Linked DNA regions of Homo sapiens: region 1 is linked to region 2. The links are chromatin loops, found by intact Hi-C in ENCODE. Cell type or tissue: ascending aorta. All regions are shown on one strand. Each heading gives the region's core, and the rest is flanking DNA. Links, peaks and the distances in the headings are about the cores only. Region 1 has its middle 31 kb from the start of CD44-DT. Region 2 overlaps SLC1A2 (solute carrier family 1 member 2).

Region 1 (16,831 bases), core at 6,763-11,762, 280 kb after region 2:
CCTCGTCCTATAACAGAGGGTCTTGCAACCTTGTCACACAGTGGTGACAAACACAGAAGGAACAACTAGGTCCAAGAGCATCACAGAGGAGATGGAAAGAGGAACTGAATCCTAGCTCTGCTCCTCACTAATCTGCCTTGTAAGCTGGTGATGGAAGCCCCTGAGCCTCAGTTTACTCATGCATAAAATGAGTCTCAGCAGTGCTGGTAGAATTAAGTTAATCTCAGCCTCTGCATCAGGGGTCAGCCAACTACAGCCCCCTGGTATCTGTCTTGCTGTTTGCTTTTGTATGCCCCTCAAGCACAGAATTGCTTTTTCATTTTTAAATGGCTGGAAAGAATCAAGAGAAGAGAAATATTTCACCATACATGAAATATAATTCTACCTAATTCAAATTTCAGAATCCATAATAAAGTGTTACTGGGACATAGTCATGCCCATTGATTTACGTATTGCTCATGGTTGTTTGTGAACTACGATGGCAGAATTGAGTGGTTTTGACAGAGACCAGGTGGCCCGCAAAGACTAAAATATTTACTGTTTGGCCATTTACAGAAAAAGGTTTTCCAACCCATCATCTAATAGTCCAGCAGAGAGCAGAATGTTAATAAGCATTGCTATCCCTTCTCCTTGGGGCCTCATCATCTGCTTTTTAAGTCCTCTCTGCCAGGCACTTTTTTTTTTGTCATATTTAAAAGAAAGGGTCTTCACAATGATTATCACTGCTTTGAGAGGGTGGAAGAAGAGGGAGAGCCTTCCTCATTGTGATCATCAGGCTTCAAGTTGGAAGACCAAATTGCAGAGGTTAGATCTTCATTCTGCCATCAACTGGTGGTGTGACCTGGAGTAAGTCACTTCACCTCTCTGAGCCTCAGTTTACCTCACCTATAAAATAGGATAATGATAATTGCTAATGTTTACATATCACTTGCTGCATGCTAGACATTGTTCCAATCACTTACATCAGTAGTTTATTTAATCATAGCAGCTCTCTGAGGTAAGTACTATCATCACCCCACTTATGGGCAAAGAAAACTAAGGCGCAGGGAGGTTATGTGGGTGGCCCCGGGTTTCATAGCTAGTCAGAGATGGGATTCAAACTCAGTCTGGCTTCATCACTTGGGTGCTTAAACAACTACATTCTAGAGCCCAGCATACTTCATAGACCTACTGCAGGATTCAACAGATATAAGGAATTGGAACCCTTTTTAAATTTATTTTTTTAATTGACAAGTAAACTTTATGATTACAGCATGATGTTTTGGTGTTTGTATACATTGTGGAATGGCTAAGTCAAGCTGTTTAACATAGGCTTTGTCTCACACACTTACTTTTTGTGGTGAGAACGCTTAAAATCTACTCTCTCAGCAGCTTTCAAATATACAATATATTGCTATTAACTATAGTCACCGTATTGTAAAATAGATCTCTTCAACTTATTCATGTTGTCTCACTGAAACTTCATGTCCTTAGACCAATATTTCCCCAATCCTCCCAGCCCCCAGTCTCTGGTAACCCCATTTCATTTTGTATTTCTATGAGTTCAACACTTTTCTTAGATTAGACGTTGAGTGAGGTCATATGGCATTTGTCTTTCTGTAGCCTGGTTTATTTCACTTAATATAATGTCATCTAGGTTAATCCATGCTGTTTCAAATGAAAAGATTTTCTTCTTTTTTAAGGCTGCTGTGTATTTCATTATGTATATGTACCATACTTTAAAAACCCATCCACGAGTCTCCATGGATACTCAGGTTGATTCCAAACCTTGGCTATTGTGAATACTGCCGCAATGAACATGGGAGTGCAGATAGCTCTGACTGATTTCATATTTTTTGATATATACGCAGTGGTGGGATGCTGAATCTTGTGGCCACTCTATTTTTAATGTTTTGAGGATTCTTCATACATTTTTCAGGAGTCTGAACACTTTTTAGTGACCTGTCAAGGTCTATAGCTATGTAAACTTTTTTCATCTTGAATGAAGAAGGATCAAGTTTTCAAATCCCTTACTAATGGTGGCATTTCCGACAGTGTGGCAGCATCTGAATGGAGAGGCGACATTTTTGCAGCAAGTCCTGCTTGCATGGGTTCTATTTCTTCACTCTCCAGGGGTAAGAGAAAAACAAACAAACAAACAAATCTGCCCTCCTCCCAAAACCAAAGCAATGTCTTATTAAGACCTGTTCTTAGTTAAATATTTGATGGATAAACAGGAGCTACCTTTCTCCTTATGTGGTCAGGAAGCTGGTGACACCTTCCCACCTTGGCTTTGGGTCTCCTCCCAGTCACTGCTCCCATACCATCTTGGTGAGATGGCCATCAGACAGCCCATGCTCCTCAGCCAGGTGTGCTGGTCTTGGCTCTGCTCGGCCCCAAGTTTAACTGAAGCCAAATGCTTCCAGTAGTTTCATTTCTATGCATCTCTGAAACTGTGGCTAAGTTCAGCTAGCCTCCTGCACACGTCTTTTTGGAAGAAACCTGAAACGGGTTGCTCACCCCCCTCCGCCCCCCGCCCCCCGCCCCCATCACCTGCTGGTCCTGCTCCTCCATGTCTCTCAGGCTGGATGAGGCACACCTTTCTGTGGAAGCCGTTTCTGGCTCTCCCTCCAGTCCAGTCCTCATTATTTCTTCTGTACATTAGCATTTGGGCAATAATTGAGTGTTAAGTGTTGGGGCAGGCTCTGTCTTGCTTTTTCGTCTAATTGATCCACTTGAGAATGTCTCGCCTGTGCTACAAGCTCCTGTGTGGCTGGGAGGGCGGGGAGGTGGTACTAAGGACACAACATGCATGGCAGAGGGTTAAGAGCTTGAGCTGTGAGGTCGAAATCCCTCTATCTTGTCCTACTGTGGGATCTTGAGCAAGTTACTTAACCTTTCTTAGCCTCTGTTTTCTCATGGGCAAAGTGGAGACAGCGCCTACCTTGTAGGGTTGTGGTGAAGACTTAGTGAGCAAATACGCAAAGTATGCAAAAAGCCATACTAGTGCTTGGCAACTATCAAATACTCAACAAAAATGTGCTATTAGGATTTCTGTCCCTCTCTACAGGTACCTCACCTTAAGGTACCTCAGGAATGTGATAAAAGCTTTCTCTACATGCTCCTGTAGTGTTCTGCACCAGGGCGCATCCTGGATTCACCCAATATGTACTGAGGGTTTACTAAGTGCCAAGGCACTGTGAGAATGCAAGGATCTCACAGTCAAAAGGAGGGAGGTGAAAGACAGAAACAGATGTGTCCACTGGAACCAGGGGTTAAGTGCTCTGAGACCTGTGGGATGTGGGAAGGGATCTTCCAGCTCTGGAGAGGATGTGGTGGTGGAGTGGGCAGGGAGCAGGGAAGATCTGCCAAGGGAGATAAACTTGAACTGACTCCTGAGTCATATGCAGGCCTTGGAGGCAGGTAGGAGCAGAAACAGTGGCGGAAAGGCATGACACAGCACACCCCATTCACACAGCCCCCTCCATGAGCCTCCATGAGGCCCCGCCTTGGTGCCCAAGCTTAGTGCCCCAGTGCCAGCCCATGGGGGAAGGATGAATGCTCCTTTTGGCATCTAACATGAAGGCTATTGCTGCCCAGGACTGGGCTGGAGGAGGGAAACTCTGTGAATGCCACAGCTGGGAGGGAATGAAGGGAAAGGGAAAGTGCCAGGGACAAGGCCAGGGCCTCTCCTTCCTAAAGTAGTTCAGAGCAACTCCACCCTGAACCAAGCCAATGTGCTACTGGCAGTCAAGAAGGCCCCACAGGAATCAAGAGCAAGGAGGGACCATAATAAGGCCAACCTTCCCAATCCTGCTGCAGAGGGAAAGGAGCCAGCTAGGCCTGACTGGGAGAAGAGATTATTTCAGGGAGGTGCTGCCTTAGCAGATGAATGATGGAATTCCTTCCTGATTGCGGGGAAAACCACCACCACTTCCTCTTGCAAGAATATGATGAGAACAGAGCAGTGGCTACTAATCAGGCCTCCTGGTTCAGAATATGTTCAGTTGCTGTAATGCCTGGGACCACAGCACCTTCTCTTCCAGTTCTTTCTCTCACCAGAGTGAGGCTTGGGGTAGGGGTTGGGGAGCAGAAAGGATTCTGGAGAGGAGAAAGCACTGAAGTGGGAAGCAAATCCTATTCCAGTCTTGACCAGTAGTGTGAACTACACAAGTTTCAACTCTCTCTGGGCTTCCAGTTCCTTATCTGTATAATGAGACACTTACTTTCCCTACTGTTGGCTTGGAGGAATGAATATGATATGAAAAAAATATCAAAATGTCTTAACTGAGAATGGTTGGTTAGTTATCTTCACTAAATGTGACTTCTCTGGAGGTGGGGGCTGCTTTGTCGGGGTCACTGTTGCATGCCAGTGCAGAGCATGCCTTCCTAGCATGTTTGGAGGTGATTCTGCGTGAAACGGCAGGGGTGGGAGGAAGTCATCTTCAGGTTTCATCAAGTCCCCCTTCCCTGTTCCAGCCTTGTGATCACCTACAAGGCCAGAGTGAGACTTGGTCCAGAGTGGCAAAAGGGACCCCAGCGGACAAAAGCAAGGTGCCTAGGAACTCAGTGCTCACTTCTTCCTTCTGTTCTGACCCATGAGGCAAAGAATTATAATTGCTTCTGCAGTAGCCATTTTGCCTTCCTGATTAACAGAAATCCAGTTTTGTCTGAGTTGTCAAAGTTTAGAGCCAAAAGCTTTATTTCTCAGCACCCTTGGATCCAGAGCAGCCATGGGACACAGGTGTAGCCAAAGAAATAAAACATTAGGTTGAGATTCTGGAAAACCTCTGACAGGTTCATCTAGTGTTTTGCCATTTGTTCTTCCTCTTGTTCCTGCCTGGAATGTAGAATTGATTCCTGGAACTTTAGGAGCCATCTTGCCACTATGAGGACAAGAACCATATGCTAAGGATGACCGAGCAAAGGCCCTGATGGCATTTTTGAGCTGCCATATAAGCATGGATCACCTACTTCTGGAAGCATATAATCTCTCATTGTTAAGGTCACTATTTTGTGGGGGACATTCAGGGGGTAGGGGGTGAGTAGAGTTTACTATTATAGACAAGCACAATTATAACCAGTATATCATTTCTTCCAAAGATTGGGTCAGTGCCTTTCTCACCTCTACCCCCACATCAAAGGACTTACCACACAGCATTTTAAGAGCCAGTTACTTGTAGGTACTCCCCACCAACTGCAAGCTCAGCCCATGGGGGACTATACATTCTGCATGATTGCTGTTGCATGCCCCAGAGCACCACAGTTTCTGGAAAACATTAGCTGCTCTGTGCTTTTCTTGAATCCATAAATGAAAGAACACTTTGAGCTCTGATTCCAGCAGATATAGCTAATATTGGGTTTCAGCTGACATGTGGAAGCAAATACTTATTGAGCACCTTGTACAAACATGGCATCATGTAATCTTTCTTTATTTCTGTCCTTTAGTGAGGGGAGTTCTACTGTCCACATTAACAGGTATCTGGAATCCTCTCCCTCTTCTGTAAATAGAGGCATTTCCATACATCCTCTGAAATCTAGGCAGAGGCACCCCAGCCTCAGTTCTTGAATTCTGTGTACCTACAGGCCCATCACCATGTGTAAGCCACCAAAGCTTGGAGCTTACGCCTTCTGAAGGAAGGCCAGAGCTGTTCGTTGGCTCCTTTTAGGCACTGCTGGAGTCGAAGCAGCTGGGACACAGGGTCCCATGTCCTGGGGCTACATAGAGCAGGGGGGCCATGGTCCTGATCCACAAAATCATTTTCCCTCCCAGGCCTCCAGGCCTGTGATGGGTGGGTCTCTGATATGCCCTGGAGGTATTTTCCCCATTGTCCTAGTGATTAACATTTGGCTCCTCAATACTTATGCAAATTTCTGCAGCCAGTTCAAATTTCTCCCCAGAAAAATGGGGTTTTCTTTTCTATTGCATCCCATCAGGCTGTGAAGTTTCCAAATTTTCATGCTCTACTTCCTCTTGAATGCTTTGCTGCTTAGAAATGTCTTCTGCCAGATACTCCAAATCATCTCTCTCAAGTTCAAATTTCTACAGACCTCTAGGGCAGGAGCAAAAGGCTGCCAGTCTCTGCATAGCAAGAGTGGCCTTTACTCCAGTGCCCAATAAGTTCCTCATCTCCATCTAAGAGCAACTCAGCCTGCACTTTATTGTCCATATCACTATCAGCATTTTGGTCAAAGTCATTCAACAAGTATCTAGGAAGTTCCAAACTTTCTCACATCTTCCTGTCTTATGATCCCTCTAAGTCTCTACAAGTTCCAAACTTTCCCATATTTTCCTTTCTTCTTTGGGGACCTCTGAACTGTTCCAACCTCTGCCTGTTACCCAGTTCCAAAGCCACTTCCATGTTTTCAAGTACCTTCACAGCAGCACCCCACTACCCAGTACCAATTTACTTTTCCCAGTCTGTTCTTACACTGTTATTAAAGGCATATCCAAGACTGGGTAATTTATAAAGGAAAAAGTTTTAATTGACTCACAGTTCAACATGGCTGGGGAGCCTCAGGAAACTTACAATCATGGCAGAAGGGGAAGCAAACACGTCCTTCTTCACATGGCAGCAGCAAGAAGTGCCAAATAAAAGGGGGAAAAGCCTCTTATGAAACCATCAGACCTCATGAGAACTCACTCACTATCATGAGAACAGAGCCATGGGGGTAACCAGCCACATGATTCAATTACCTCCCACTGGGTCCCTCCCATGACATGTGGGGATTATGGAAACTAAATTCAAGATGAGATTTGGGTAAAGACACAGCCAAACCATATCACTCTCTGACCAAGAGACATAGGTGGGAAATTCTCCAAATATAACAAGAGGGTTTAGATGCTGGGCAGTGAAACAGAATGACAGATGTCCATTTTGCTAGTTTGAGGAAAGTAAACATTATATAATTTTCATTTCCTTAAAAAATTCTATTTTCACACTGCTATAAAGAAATACCTGAGACTGGGTAATTTATAAAGGAAAGGTGTTTTAATTGACTCACAGTTACATATGGCTGAGGAGGCCTCAGGAAACTTACAATCATGGTCAAAGGGGAAGCAGACACATCCTCCATGGCAACAGGAGAGAGGGGGAGTGTTTGAAGGAGAAACTGTCAAACACTTACAAAACCATCAGATCTTGTGAGAACTCACTCACTATCACAAAAGCAGCATGGGGGAAACCACCCCCACGGTCCAATCACCTCCTACTAGATGCTTCCCTTGACACGTGGGAATTATGAGGATTACAATTTAAGATGAGATTTGGATGGGGACACAGCCATACCATATTACAGACATTTAAAAAATAATAAATTTACATGTTAGCCCCAAAGGAGCCAGTGTTTCCTTGGCATGAAAAGTGCTTTCTCAAAGTCTCTGCATCTTGGGGAGTCCAAAAAAATTGATTGTGTAGCTTTGAACATTTTAATAAGAAACTAGTATGTGGATACTGGGTAGAAACAGTAGACCTTGTCTAGACTAGCTATCTGGATTTTAGCTCATTATATGTTCACTTTTGAAATTTCACTAGTCTTATCTATCAGAGTTTTAGCACAAAACAGATCCAAAGGATGATTGAAGAGAGAGTTAAGAGGAGCTATTACAAAAGTATAGACCTCCTTAGAGGAAGCAAAAAAGAGATAATGAAATACCCTGGGACTAGTAAGGACAGGATCTGTTATGATTATGTCTGAAACAGCAAAGAGAAGAAGCAAACCCAGGAGTCCTGCATCTGACAGAGGGCAAGAAGGTGCTGGTGATGTACCACAACATATACCATCAGTCCGCCTGACTTTAGCACCACAGGGTGGACAGTTGCACACACTTTACCTGAGTCCCACCTCAAGAGCAAAGATAGATTGTTCAAGGTCTTTCTTAATTGTGCTCCTTGGGGCTTTTTCCAAAGGTTCAGAAGGCCACTTAGCCAGCACAGTTACAATGGAGAAATTCGTGGAATATATGTCTCCAGGCGCAAACTCAATAGGTAGGTGGTGGAAGTGAGTGGATAAATGCCCGGAGCCCATCAGCCTCTGTGGAAATCATTCTGGGGCACATGCTCGTAATTCCTCAGGGAGCCCCCAAAGTCACTGCACCCCAATTGCCCACAACAATAACCAGATCATTTATAAACACTCCATTGGCTTTTCTTTCTTCTTTCTGCTCCCTGAGTCAACCTCCAACACTCAAGTTGCACTGCTTTCAAAAGAACCCAAACTAAGACACAGAAAATCAACTTTTGGCAGAGCAGCTCAATCACTGACAATCTGCAGCTGAACCTGAGGAATAAATAACCCTATATATCTCCTTCTACCCTCTGATATCCTGCCAGTTCCTCTCAGAAACCAGAAGTGAAAACATCTCGTTGATGTGGTCTGCAGAGACCAGTCTCCCAGGGCCCAGAGGAAGACCGAGAAGGGCAGAGAGTAGATTGGGAAGAGCAGATAGTAACTCTTCATCCTAGCCCATCTCTTTTGCCTTTTGGCCTCCATAAAGTCCCTCAAACACTGTATCATGTCAGGGTGAGTTCAGTCACATTGTCACCTGCAATCTAAAACTTTAATCACCACCTGTGCTCTTCTTAGAAGGTAGTGGGAGGAAACATAGGCAAAGATATAATTAACATAAAATATGGCTTCTACAGACCCTGTTTCTGTGCCTAGTCATTGGGATTAAGGTTATAACCATACTTTCCTTCTTCTACTACCCATTCTATGCTCTCCATACCTTCTGCCAGCACCCTGGTTGAATATGGTCCTTTACCTGTTGTGACCCAAACTTTCATGGCCACAGGATATGAGTCCTGGGTGGTACTCTCTTAATTCGGAAGCTGTAGTTTTCCAAATGATCGGGATTACAAGACAACACTACCAGAATGCACCTCTGGTCTTTTATGTTTGAAATCTTCCAAATTTGTAACATAGTCCTTGCTTCCATTGCGCAGCAGCACCCAAATTCTTCCTTGGTAATATAGAGACTCTCTTTTCTATTGGTTCAAGGATAGGTGCTCATAATGGCCAGAAGTAGGCTCAGCTTGTAATTTATTAGAACCATGGCTGTGGTCTCTAGAGGAAGCATTCTATCCCTGGGCATTAGGTCCTTCAAACCCATTGAACCAAAGGACACAGGAAACAGAGGCAACAATTTTTAAGTTGGTCATTTCTTAAAATAGTGAGAGGGGACACTTTTACCTCTACCCCTGGTTTTCCAGACTTGTGCATTCTCTGGATACAGGAGATGGTACCACATGTTGGCTGTTAGCCATATACTGCAGACTGTAGGGTAGCACCCAAACCTCACAGGGTGTTGCCTGCCAGAAGCATAGCTGAGGCTTTAGCAGGCTATTGTGCTTTTATTTCTAGGGTGATAGGTAGCCTCTAAAGTGGCTCCCAGTGATCCTTGCTTTCAGGTGTCCTTGCCCTTGTGTATTTACCTCTCCTTGAATGTGGGCTGGACCTAGTGACTTGCTTCTAATGAATAGAATAAGGCAAAAATGAAGGGATGTCACTTTCAGAGATTAAGTTACAAAAAGACTCTGGCTTCTGACTTGCTGCTCTCTCTGACTCTCCTGCTTGCTTGCTCTGATAGAATCCAGTTGCTCTGGTGTGTGTTGCTCTCTGGGGAGGTCTACATGGCAACAGACTGATATCTCCAGCCAGCAGCCAGAGAGGACCTGAGGCCTGCCAACAGCCACATGAGTGAGCTTGGGAGTGCCCACTCCCTTAGTCAAGTATTGAGATCACTACAGCCCTAGCCAATGTTTGCAGCCTTGTGAGAGACCCTGAGTTAGAGGTCAGATGCCTGACCTACAGAAACTGGAAGATGATGTTTGTTGTTTTAAGATGCTAAGTTTGGGGTAATTTGTTATGCAATAATAAACAACTAATACATAAAACCAGCTCCCTATAGATGAGAGGATCAATGGAAACACCAGGGAATTCTGCAGTCATGAGCCCCATGCTACACTTTTGTTGTTGTTATAAAATGAGCTCCTTGCTTGGCACCAATGTTGTGTGGAATATTATGGCAATAGATAAAGCCCTCAATACAGCCCCCAAAAGATAGTGCTGTTAGAAGCATTGTGGGTAAGGAAAGCAAATTCTGCAAGTGACGTAGATATATTTTCCTATGAAGACAAAAACCTTGCCTTCTCCATAATAGGAGGGATCCGATGAAATCATCTTGCCACCAGGTAGTTAGCTGATCCCTTGGGGAATGGTGCCACATTAGAGGCTTATACTGGCTTCTTTTTTGTAGCACAGCAGTCTTAGCAATGAGGATAGCCTGATAAGCCTTGGTAAGGGTGTGTCTTTTTGTTATCTACATGCATAAATACCATCCATTTTTGCTGGCATGAGCACTTTGCACATGGAATACGCACACAGTTATCTAAAAGAGAGACTGACATCTCTTAGACAGATCATCTTGTCCATCTGATTACTTGGTGCATTATCTGCAGTAAATGCCCTCAGTAGGTAGGTATGTACATAGGACACAGTCATCTTTACACTTAGTATCTATTCCCAGGGATCCATATACAGACTTCTCCCCAGACCTCCTTGTCACCAATCTTCCAATTCTGTTCTTTCCATGTCCTTGGACTTCCGAAAGTTCTACCCACCTGGAAGATTCACCACTACCACTATTTTTTAGGGCCACCCCGAGTAGGTCTGTAGGTAGTGGCCAGTACTTCTGGTTGGTTCCAGAACACCTCGTAGACCCATGTATAAACTGGTCTGTCATTGTCATCAGAAACTTCTCATGAACCATAGACATGCTTTCAAGGCAAAGGAGTAAGTGTCACGGGAGTCTGGGCCATCATCTTACCCAGGTTACTTGCGTCATTCAGACCACAGAGGCTTTCTGATATTCTATTTGTATTCTCAGTTGCATATTTAAAACTTTTCATTTGTTCTTTTCTCTATGAATATTCTGTAGGGTTTTCAGAGGTAACAAGCTCACACCATAATTTTTGCAATCATCATTGTCACCAGATTGACTAAAGACCCATGGCTCCTGATCTCAAAACATAATGCCCTTCATGCATATTCCACACCATCCCATGCCAAAATGAGTGATGATTTAAGTAATCGTAAGCCTACTGCAAACCACTATAACAAATGCCCCTCCCCATACCACAAGATACAGTGTGCTTATGTGTGCTTAATGAATGTGTGAGCAATCCAACCTCAGAATCCCATTTTGAGGGGTGTTCTCTGGGCTACTTCCAGTACCATTTACTGTAAGTGTCCTGGCAGGAAACAAATGATTCTTTGATAAAAGGGATTAGGAGAGCCTAATGATGGCATTAGTTACAAATGTATGGCTGGGATAGTAAAGAACGCCGGGGTTGACAAATGAGGAAGCCACGGCACTCCTAAGTCTGAGGAGAATTAGAGCGTGGAGTGGTTCCCAGAACCTAGTAGATCTCTAGCTGTAGGGTCCGCCTGCTTTGGTAGAAGAGCACAGCCATTGCCAACATGAGGTCTGGTGGGAAGGGAGCTGGGGAAACAAATACCCTGACCACACTCTCATCCTGCCTTCCAATTCCCTCCCTTGCTTGCCATTGGTCAAATCCAACCAGAAGTCAGAGGGCATGGAAGGTTGGTGATGCAGTACTCAGATATCAGCCTGCAGGGCCACAGAGCAGATGGGCAGGGTGGCAGCTGTGTCTGGAGGGCAGACAGAGACTGTTCAACAACACTTCTAATCTTACCACAGACTAATTTATCCTCCCAAGAAGTAGGAATGGAGTTCTCCTAAAGGTAAGGAGCTTCATTTCTATTGCCATCTCTGTTGGGCCTTCAGTATCCTCATCTGTTAAAGGATACACTGGATTAAATTTCCTGCTTTCCAAGCTGTCTCAGTACCAGTGGGTATATGGGCCTAGGCAAGAGTGTGCTAAGGATAGAGGTAGACTGTGATTTTTCCTCAAAGATTGTAGATGTGTGGTTGCCATAGCCACACATTTTAATGGAAAAGGTTCATTATTTCTTTAAAAATATATTATGAGATAGAATACAATGTTCTCATGGATTATTGAAATAAAATGAAGTTAGAGTAGTATAGTTTATGTATCAACCCCATTCCCTCCTAGGGAAATATGTCACTGTTATCTGCTACTAGGCCAGTTTTGATGGGGAAGTTTGAGAGGTGTTAGATGATTCCTAGGAGCTCCCCCATATCTGATAGCCAGAGCTTCTTAGATTCAAACTTCTCCCGGCCCTGGGGTTCCATTCTCTGAGAATCTGAATTCATTTTTCAAGTGGTCTCAAGTAGAAAGGCCCACTTAGGAAAGTATGAAGCTCCCTCAAATATGTGTCTGAGTTTGAGTCCACCAGACTTCCAAGTCCTACCTGGAAATACCATAGAGGAATGCGCTGTTGCCCTTTGATTGGCTTTCTAGCCAAGAGCTGCTCCCTGGAGGGCTGCTGGTGCCATGGAGGGCCAAGAGCTAATTAGAAAAGTATAAAGAGTAAAGGGCAAGAAGACACTGGTATCTGGGGGTGTCAGAGCAGAATCAGAAGAGGACACAATGAGATGAAGGTGGGAACAGAGAGAAGCTTGACAGTTGGTCACGGGGGTGTAGAAAGAACCATGGAGATGGTGGAGTTTATTTTAGGATTTGCACTGAATTTTGTTATTGCTTCAACAGTGCAAAAGGAAACAGACCTAAATCCATCCAGCTTACCGTTATTTATTGGCTCTGTGTCAGGTGCTGTGCTAAGAACTAACAAAAGCACTGGGATCAAGATAGATGAGACCTTCAACTTGCAGGCACTTACATTCTAGTGGGGGAGAAAAATAAGGCAGAAAGAAGCAGATTGATTTAGCAATTCTGATACTGATAAGCAGTGTGAATAAAAGATGCTATGGGATAGGCAGGGATTCTTAAACTTTCCCTGTAAAGGCCAGATGGTAAATATTTTCAGCTTTGTGGGCCATCCATCTCTCTTGCGGCCACTCATACATGGAACTCAACTCTGCTGTTGTAGCCCAAAAGTAGCCATAGAAAATGTGTAAATAAATGAGAATAGATTTGACCCAAGACAACAATTTGCCAACCTTTGAGACAGAGCAAGCTGGCTGAAAGTGGGGCAGATGTCAAGCAAGGAACCTTGGGGACCCGAATGGTGAGAGGTTAGTCATGGGTTACCTGGGAGATGAGCATCTCAGGTAGGACAATGAACACTTGCAGAAGCCCTGGTGTGAAGGGGCTCAGCACATTCCAGGGTCAGAAAGAAGACTAGCCATCTGGAGTATATGAAATAAAAAATGAGAGAAGAATGAGGTGATAGCACTGAGGTAGGATGCCACTCAGCCTGGATTCTTTCCAAAATATGACAAGAAGTCACTGGAGGGTTTTAAGCAAAGTGATGACCAGAGAGGCCGGGTTCTTGTCAGAAAGATGAAAGAAAATAGCAATTTTCCATTTACAGAGCACCTAGCTAGTGCTTGATACATGGAAGTACCTAATATATCTTCTTGTGTATTGCTTGATAAAGCACCATGCTTCCAAGGGGTCAGCAAACCCTGGAATAGAAGAGACTCTAGAAGATATCTAGCTCACATCCCCTATTTTATAAATAAGTAAATTGAAACCCAGAGAGGTTAAATGCTTTGCCCACCATAAGTCATCAGATTGGGACTGGAACTCTAAGGAGAGAATTTCAGCAGAGAAGCGTGCCCAGATGACAAAGCATTTGTTGTGTGAAGGACGGGATGATTTTGGATCCAGGATGGTGACATCATGACTATGTCAATATTGGGTCCAGTGCCACGTGGACTCAATGTGAGAGTTCTAGGGAAAGACAAGCTGTGAGAAAAATCTGAGCAGTGAAGATTTCCCATTGTCATGGAGCTGAGCCTTGAGTGCACAGAGGAAGCCATGGGTATGAGGGTTCTCCCAGTGGTTGCCAGCTAAAGAATCATGGCCATGAGACTCCACTGAGGGGCCAGAGGTGCACAAGAGGAAAATGGCAGGCACCAAATGGAAATGGCAAGGGCTTATTTAGGAGCATATTTGACATACCCCTAAGAATGCTCAGAAATACTCGAGTGACACTTTGAGAAGAATTGAAGTATGAATAGCAAGGGGGCCAGTGAAACATGATTTATGGCTGTCTACTGCACCCCACCTTTGCCACCCAGACTCATGTCCTCTCGGGGAAACACAAGTCATGTTTCAAATTCATGTGAGACTGTATGGGCCCACATCCTGTCCATCCAGCAAATATATCTGTCACCACCTTAAGTATTTATGTATTACCTCTTCCAAAATATTGGTTATTCTTGGAGCTAATACAAGTAGTATTAATGACCCCAGGTCTGTCCCAACGCAAGCTTTGGCAACCTAACACACTGGTCTGGGCAGCATGGTGAGAGATGGAAGGGTCTTACCCTTCCTGTGGAATATAGCGGGCTGGGCAGCAAGAGGGCTATGCTCAGTGTCCTGAAGTCAGATTTCAAGAGATGAGGCTCCTACTGAAGCAGGGAAGTGGTGTCTCAGCAGATTAAGACCCTGCTGCCTTGCTGACCAGGACAGCCTTCCTCTCACCCCTGGGCTAGAGCCCTAAAATCTTGTCTCTTGCACAGCAAAGCTATCTTTAATTTTTTTTTTTTTTTTTTTTTTGAGATGGAGCTTTACTGTTGTTGCCCAGGCTGGAATGCAATTGTGCGATCTCAGCTCACTGCAACCTCTGCCTCCCAGGTTCAAGCCATTCTCCTGCCTCAGCCTCCCGAGTAGCTGGGATTACAGGCATGTGCCACCATGCTCGGCTAGTTTTGTATTTTTAGTAGAGACGGGGTTTCTCCATTTTGGTCAGGCTGGTCTTGAACTCCCGACCTCAGGTGATCCGCCCGCCTTGGCCTCCCAAAGTCCTGGGATTACAGACGTGAGTATCATTCTATTTTTAGAATAAAAAACTGCTATGAACCATACTTTCCATTCTTCAGGCCCTTGCCTGGGCTCTATTTCTAGTGACCAACTGGAAAAATAACTCTCATTCTGCACGGACATACTTGAAATTTGGCCAGTGGTTTTACAGTCCACTCCCTGGAGAATTGTTTCCCAAACAATGACAGGGCTGTGCTGTTAGGAGAATGTCATCCTGTAGTTTGCAGAGAGAATGTTAACCTCCACAGTGCCAATCCCACTACCTTCAAGCCACAGGGAAATTTGAATTGTATTGCTTCTCTCAAAGATTCAATTACAGACTTGGGGCTTTCTGCTAATGAAGATGATGAAACTTCAGGTCATGTAAATAAGAAAAGTTGAAGTTCCCAGAAAAGAGTGCTGGCTTTTTCGTGACTTTTTCCCAGTGGCTTCTATTTCTAACGGGAATTATTAGCCATGACAGAAGAGAGGCTTGATCCTTTACTGTAAACAAAACTGGACATGAAATGTGCTGAATGAACCTGAATTCCTCTGACTAGATAGGAACTAAGCCTGCCCTGGGAAAAGGTGGGACGAAGACATGGAAACCGACATTGGTGTAAGCATTAGGAGATGTGTGTTCATAGTGGGACTGGTGATTCTAAAGCCATTAAAGGGCATCAGTTTCGTGAGCCTAATATGATAATTTCATACCTGGGATTATTCAAATTGCTTTGAATGTGCCTCCACTCTTAGGAGATGGAAACTGTACTCTCTTTCTGAGGATGACTCATCTCTAGTACATTCCATGAAAACGGACAATGCCTCTGGAGGGCCTAGGGCCTGGATTTTCAAACTGCAGTGCATGTACCCTTGGGATTACACAGATTATGAAAGATACACAAAGCTTAGAAAAACAGGGTGTATGTTTCCAAAACATTCACTTTACTTGCAGATAGGTGGTTTAAAAAGAATGTTAAGATATATAATGTTTATGACCACTAAGTGTGTATTCAAAGTCTTTTCTGTATTGGGAAAATGTCCTACATTGTGAGCCCTGCCTTCATAAAGTAGAAATTGGAATTTACTATTCCATCCTCTCTTGTAGTTGGGCTATAGGCTGGGTCTTAGGCAGTACCATGCAGATACAACCACTAACGACTTCAATTCGGTCAAAAGCAATATGAGGAAGGAGCCTTGAGAAATCTGTTTGGGCAGCACTGTGACAAAGCCACACGCAGCAGTAGCAGAGCCTCTGTATCCAGTCCCCAGTGGGATCAGAGCAAGCACCTCTGTCTGGGGCAGGCTGGGGTGTTTGTGTCCAAGGCCAACACCACTGGACATTTGCTGGGGCAGCCCCTGGGGACTGGCTTCATCATGTTTCCACTACGTGGGGAACCCAATGCTTTAGATTTCCTAGAAGATCCACGGTTGCCCTTAAATTCTTGTTCTGCCTGAGCTACCTAGAATGGACTCCATTATTTTCAACCAAGAACTAACTGTAAATGATTCACATGAACATATTATGGAATCAAATTCAAGATTCACATGTATCTTAAAAATAAACTTTAAATGTCAATGAAATTTCACATTTGTGTCGGACACTTTGGGCTAAACCTTTTTACATATTTTTTTGCTTGTTAGGGGCATTTTTGGTGGAAACATTTGAACATTTTTGGCCTGAGGTATATGCTTATGGAAAAAAAAGGAGAAATAGGGATTAGGTAGGACAAAGGGAAAAGTTAAAGAGAAAAAGACAAATAAGCAAATGAAATATTTGTGCACATAACTGCCTGCCTTAAAAAAGTCCAAGACATACGTTATTCCATGTGATCCTCATGTCAACTTTGTTATTGTTCCCATTTTACAGATGTGGAATCTGAGTTTGCACAGAGAGACTACAGGACTTGGAGGAGAATATGTAGGTGGAAGACAGCAGCGGCCAGTATTGAAGCAGAGCCACCACCATCAATTCT
Region 2 (5,000 bases), core at 1-5,000:
AGACCTGGTGTCTACAAGAAAATTTAAGAACAAAAAAGAGGCTGGGCATGGTAGCTCATGCCTGTAATCTCAGCACTTTGGGAGGCTGAGATGGGTGGATCACCTGAGTTCAGGAGTTCAAGACCAGCCTGGACAACATGGTGAACTCTGTCTCTACTAAAAATACAAAAATTAGCCAGACATAGTGGCTCGTGCCTGTAATCCCAGCTACTCCGGAGGCTGAGGCAGGAGAATCGCTTGAACCCGGGAGGCAGAGGTTGCAGTGAGCCACGATCATGCCATTGCACTCCAGCCAGGGTGACAAGAGTGAAGCTCTGTCTCACCAAAAGAAAAATAATAATAAGAAGAAGAAGAAGGAGAAGGAGAAGAAGAAGAAAATACTAATAGTTAAAAACAAAACAAAAAAAAGACCAAAAACCTGAGAAGTAGTTTTGGAACGAGAATGAGGAACTCTGTGAACTCAGCCTTGAGCTCCTTCCTCACCTGCTGGGCTCTCTACCTGGGCATGTGAATGGGAAACTGGGCCAATTCACCCAGTGATTTAAGCATTGAGTCATTTTTTTGCTTGGAATATTTGAATATATGAAATAAAAGTTAAAGAGGTATTGCTTTAAAGCACTTCATTCTCTTATTGATTCTTTTATTGACTCTTCCACAAATATTTTTTTTCCCTCAGTTTTTGGTCATCTACATATTTAGGTTTTTAAAAAATTAAATTAGTTTTGTACTCAGGGGTACATGTGCATGTTTGTTACGTGGGTATATTGCATACTGGTGGGGACTGGACTTCTAGTGTACCCGTTACCCAAATAGTGAACATCGCATCAAATAGGTAATTATTCAACCCTCACTCCCAGCCCCTTTTGGAGTCCCCGGTGTTTATTATTTCATCTCTATGTCCACGTGTACCCAGTGATTAGCTACCACTTATAAGTGACAACATGTGATATTTGGTTTTGTGCTTCTGAATTAGTTCATTTAGGGTAATTCCACCTGCTCATGCTTTCTGAGCATCCGAAGGTGTATCCTGCTGGGAAACAAATGTGAAGGAGGCATAGGCTCTACATGCTCACAATCTGGGGTAGGGTGTTATCTTTCAATAAAAACATGTCTGAGTGGGGCATGGTGGCTCATGCCTGTAATCCCAGCACTTTGGGAGGCCGAGGCGGGAGGATCACTTGAGTCCAAGAGTTTAAGACCAGCCTGGGCAACATAGGGAGACTTTGTCTCTATAAAAAATACAAAAATTTAAACAGGCATGGAGGCACACACCTGTAGTCCCAGCTACTTGGAGATTGGGGCAGGAGGATGGCTTGAGCCTGGGAGGTCAAGGTTGCAGTGAGCTGTGATCACACCACTGTACTCCAGTCTGGGCAACAGAGTGAGACCCTGTGTCAAAACAAAACAAAACAAAAACAAACATGTCTGAGATTATTTCGAATGCTATAAAAAAGAGTTTGTTTCATCTGGTATGTAGTGCCGTAAAAGATGAAAATGTGAAACTGATGAAACTCACTTTTCCTCCCTGCTCTTTAGCAATGGGATGAAAGACATTTTAAATAAATCTATGACTCATCGGGTCTTTCTCTTTTCAGTAAAAATTATTTAAGGCCTATTTTCTGGAAATAAATTCTGGGTAAACCCTACTCCCCTAATGGGATCCCATTTCTTCCTTTCCCCGAGGGTTGATACGTAGAATGAACACAGTCTTTGGATTCAGGCAGACTTGGGTATAAATTCTGCCTCTACCACTTCAAGACTATGAGGCTTAGGCCATGTTCTCTAAGACTCAGCTTCCCCATCCATAAAATGAGTATGATAACGCTGACCTCATAAGGTTGTAGTAACGATTAGTTGCAAGAATATATGTTAATTAAGAAAAAAGTTCAAGTGTGAAAAATGCTTTTATATATGAATTTTTGGTATGAATAAGTTTTCATCACATAGCTAATTGAGTCTAGAAATGATTTTGTTTGTTTTTGTTTTTTTTTGTCACTTCCTCCTCCTTCCAGAAAGGTGCAGTGGGAAGCTGAGAAAGGCATTTTGGTTCCCTTATTTTAAGGTCCTGATGCTTAATGGCTTACCGACTGCATTTTTAAGATATTGTTTCCCTACCCATTCATATCTCTGTCTTATACATGTATGGTTTCTGTCAGTAATTCAACATTCACAAAAAAATGGCCCAGACATTATTTTAAAAAAGAACAAAAAACAAATAGGCCTTGCAGTTGTTACCATGGCAACCAAATACTTTCCTGTCATTTATTCAGAAGTGAATTATTAATGAGCTTTGTCTGGGACATAGTCAGAAAACACACCCGTTACTCTCCAGGGGAAGGTAATATGGCTTCTGTAGCAAGCAAGGTCACAGTGTGGAAAAGTAGGGGATGTTCTTGCCTCCTCATCCAGTGTGGGGAAGACCCAAATGAGCCAGCCATTTACATGGGAGCCTCCTCAGTGGCCAGAGACCCCACGTTTCTGGCATTTTGGGATTGCATAAAAAGCTGGGCCCCTCTCTGAGTCACTTTTCTAGAAGCAGCATCTTGAACTGGCATTTCTTCCCCCACCCACCCCAGAATGATTTGACCCATTTCTTCTTAGGTAATTCTCTCCCACACATTAAGGCAGCCATCTTCAGTGATTGATTGACCAGGATCAAGTACATATACCAATTCTACAGGAGAATGGGGGTGAGGGGAGGTGCCAGAAGATGGGAAAGTCAGAAGGTCTATTTTTGCAGATTACTGGGTGTGGTGGATACCTGTAATCCCAGCACTTTGGGAGGCTGAGGCAAGAGGATTGCTTGATTCTAGAAGTTCAAGACCAGCCTGGGCAACATAGCAAGACTCCATCTCTACAACAAATAAAAAAGGGGGAAAAAAGATGTAAATTTTTGCCCCTTGTTCTTTTTTAAAAATGAAAAAGCACTGCAGGTTAGTCACCAAGCTTCTCAGACAAGGTAATTTTAAGGAATGTATTTAAGCTTTCTAAGTCCCAGTTTCCATGTTTGTAAAATGGGTTTAATAGTAGGACCACATTATTTAGGGGTGGTTGTGAGGATAAATGCATAGGAACTATATGAAGAAGTTCCTGACACACATTAAGCCCCTTAGTATGTTAGCTATTGCTTTTAAAATGATTTATCCCTAAACCATATATCAATATTGCTTGAAGGTTGAATCACCTGAAATTTGTTATGATTTCAAAATACAACCTTTTAAACTGATGGGTTTTTTGAATTTTCAAAAATAAAAATTGATGTTCTTTTGATTTCTTTCAAAAGAAGATGCTTGAAATAGCCATCTGAGTAGTAACATATTGATGCCTTTTCATCGGCACCTTTCTTCAGTTGATTGTTGATGTACACTGACATCCCTGAATTTCATTACAGCAGTGACTGAGGGTGTCAACGTCTACAGGTATCTGGAAACCATATTTATTTTAAATGACATCTTTTTTTTTCTGGCACAATAAAAGAGTGAGGAATGAGAGAAGACAAGATAGGCCTAAGAATTTAGATATTCCATGGAAAAAACAAACCTGAGAGTGTGAAAGAAATATAGCAGGGAACATGGTTAAGGTTCAGAGAAAAGAAAACTGTCATTATTTTTATTTTATTTTATTTTATTTATTTTATTTTTTTGAGATGGAGTCTTGCTCTGTCGCCCAGGCTGGAGTGCAGTGGCGCCATCTCGGCTCACTGCAAGCTCCGCCTCCCGGGTTCACCCCATTCTCCTGCCTCAGCCTCCTGAGTAGCTGGGACTACAGGCATCCGCCACCATGCCCGGCTAATTTTTTGTATTTTAGTAGAGACGGGGTTTCACCATGTTAGCCAGGATGGTCTAGATCTCCTGACCTCGTGATCCACCCGCCTTGGCCTCCTAAAGTGCTGGGATTACAGGCTTGAGCCACCGCGCCGGGCCAACTGTCATTATTTTTAAAGCTTCACTGTGTTCCTTGCTCCTGTGTCCTTTGTCTAAATTCTTCTAACTTTGATGAGCCAAATTCTACACATAGTTTCACCCAGAGAACCTGCAGGCTCAAGAAAAAAATACTATTATAATAATATATGATGATATAAGATTGGTTAGAAGATGCTAAGGAGAATCCAAGCAATCAGAGAAAAATAAAACCAAGCTCCCTGTCTTTGATATAGCACATCTTGGGGAAAGATCAAGTCAGAAAAGCAGATGGCCGGCCTGGCTCATTGTGGAATTGGTATTCTGAGATAACTTACAGGTCCCAAACCATGTCGCTGTAAGGTGTTCTGAGAAAGAACATTTGACTGCTACCCAGACCCCTCTGCAGGTTCTTCTGTTTAGGGAGAATGGGAGGCAAAACACTACAAAACCTGTAGGCTTTAGAAATAGACAGACTAGCTGTGTGACCTTGGGGAAATTGCCTAACTTCTCTGAGCCTCAGTTTGCTCACCTGGTAAAAGGGAGATAATATTTCCCTTTCAGGGTTGTGATGAGGATGAAATGGAAAAACCATCTGATATGTGCTTGTCATAGATTATCAACAGCTGTTACCTCTCTTCTATGTACTGAAAAAGCCATCTGTTACCCTAATTCATAAAAAGGAGGGGAGGGCAGGGATGGTTTGAGCTTGGACATTTTCTGGCCTTTCTCAATGACAATTTAGAATGCAGTGAGGGGAAAGCTTTTATTTTTGAATATTTCTATTTCACTGTCTCACTGGGTCACTCTGGGGCCTCTAGAAATTGTATTCTCCAGATATAGTATGATGTTGTCAGCATATGCATACATTTTTATCACTTCTTTAGTTTATCTTTGTATAAACCACATATATCTGGGAAATTTAACCAACTGCCTTTCTACAAGTGGTGTCATATTTAGGCAGATGGTTACTTTTTGGGTACACAATTGTGTAGGGAAGCCATCTTGCACTGAGACTCTGAGACCATGGGCTTCCCAGCCTTAGCATCTTACTTACTGTCACCTCTCTAGGCTTTAGAGGGGTTGATTATTGGGTTTCTA

The links. Peaks named below come from ENCODE experiments on the same cell type or tissue, not always from the same donor. Only the 100,000 strongest peaks of a DNase experiment are listed, where the experiment ranks them.
Region 1: it touches region 2 in a loop (4-fold over the local background); 3 of 110 quality-filtered maps call a loop at or near these places.

What each region holds. Positions count from the first base shown.
Region 1 is chr11:35,098,319-35,115,149 of GRCh38, reverse strand. No RefSeq gene overlaps it. Among named protein-coding and RNA genes, the nearest start is that of CD44-DT, 31 kb to the left of the region's middle. In ascending aorta, for the core only: no CTCF peak of the experiment used is centred there; a DNase peak (open chromatin) is centred at 9,649; H3K27ac peaks cover 2,698 bases.
Region 2 is chr11:35,384,809-35,389,808 of GRCh38, reverse strand. The region is part of intron 1 of SLC1A2 (solute carrier family 1 member 2); the gene reads left to right. Among named protein-coding and RNA genes, the nearest start is that of SLC1A2-AS2, 32 kb to the left of the region's middle. In ascending aorta, for the core only: no CTCF peak of the experiment used is centred there; no DNase peak of the experiment used is centred there; H3K27ac peaks cover 2,191 bases.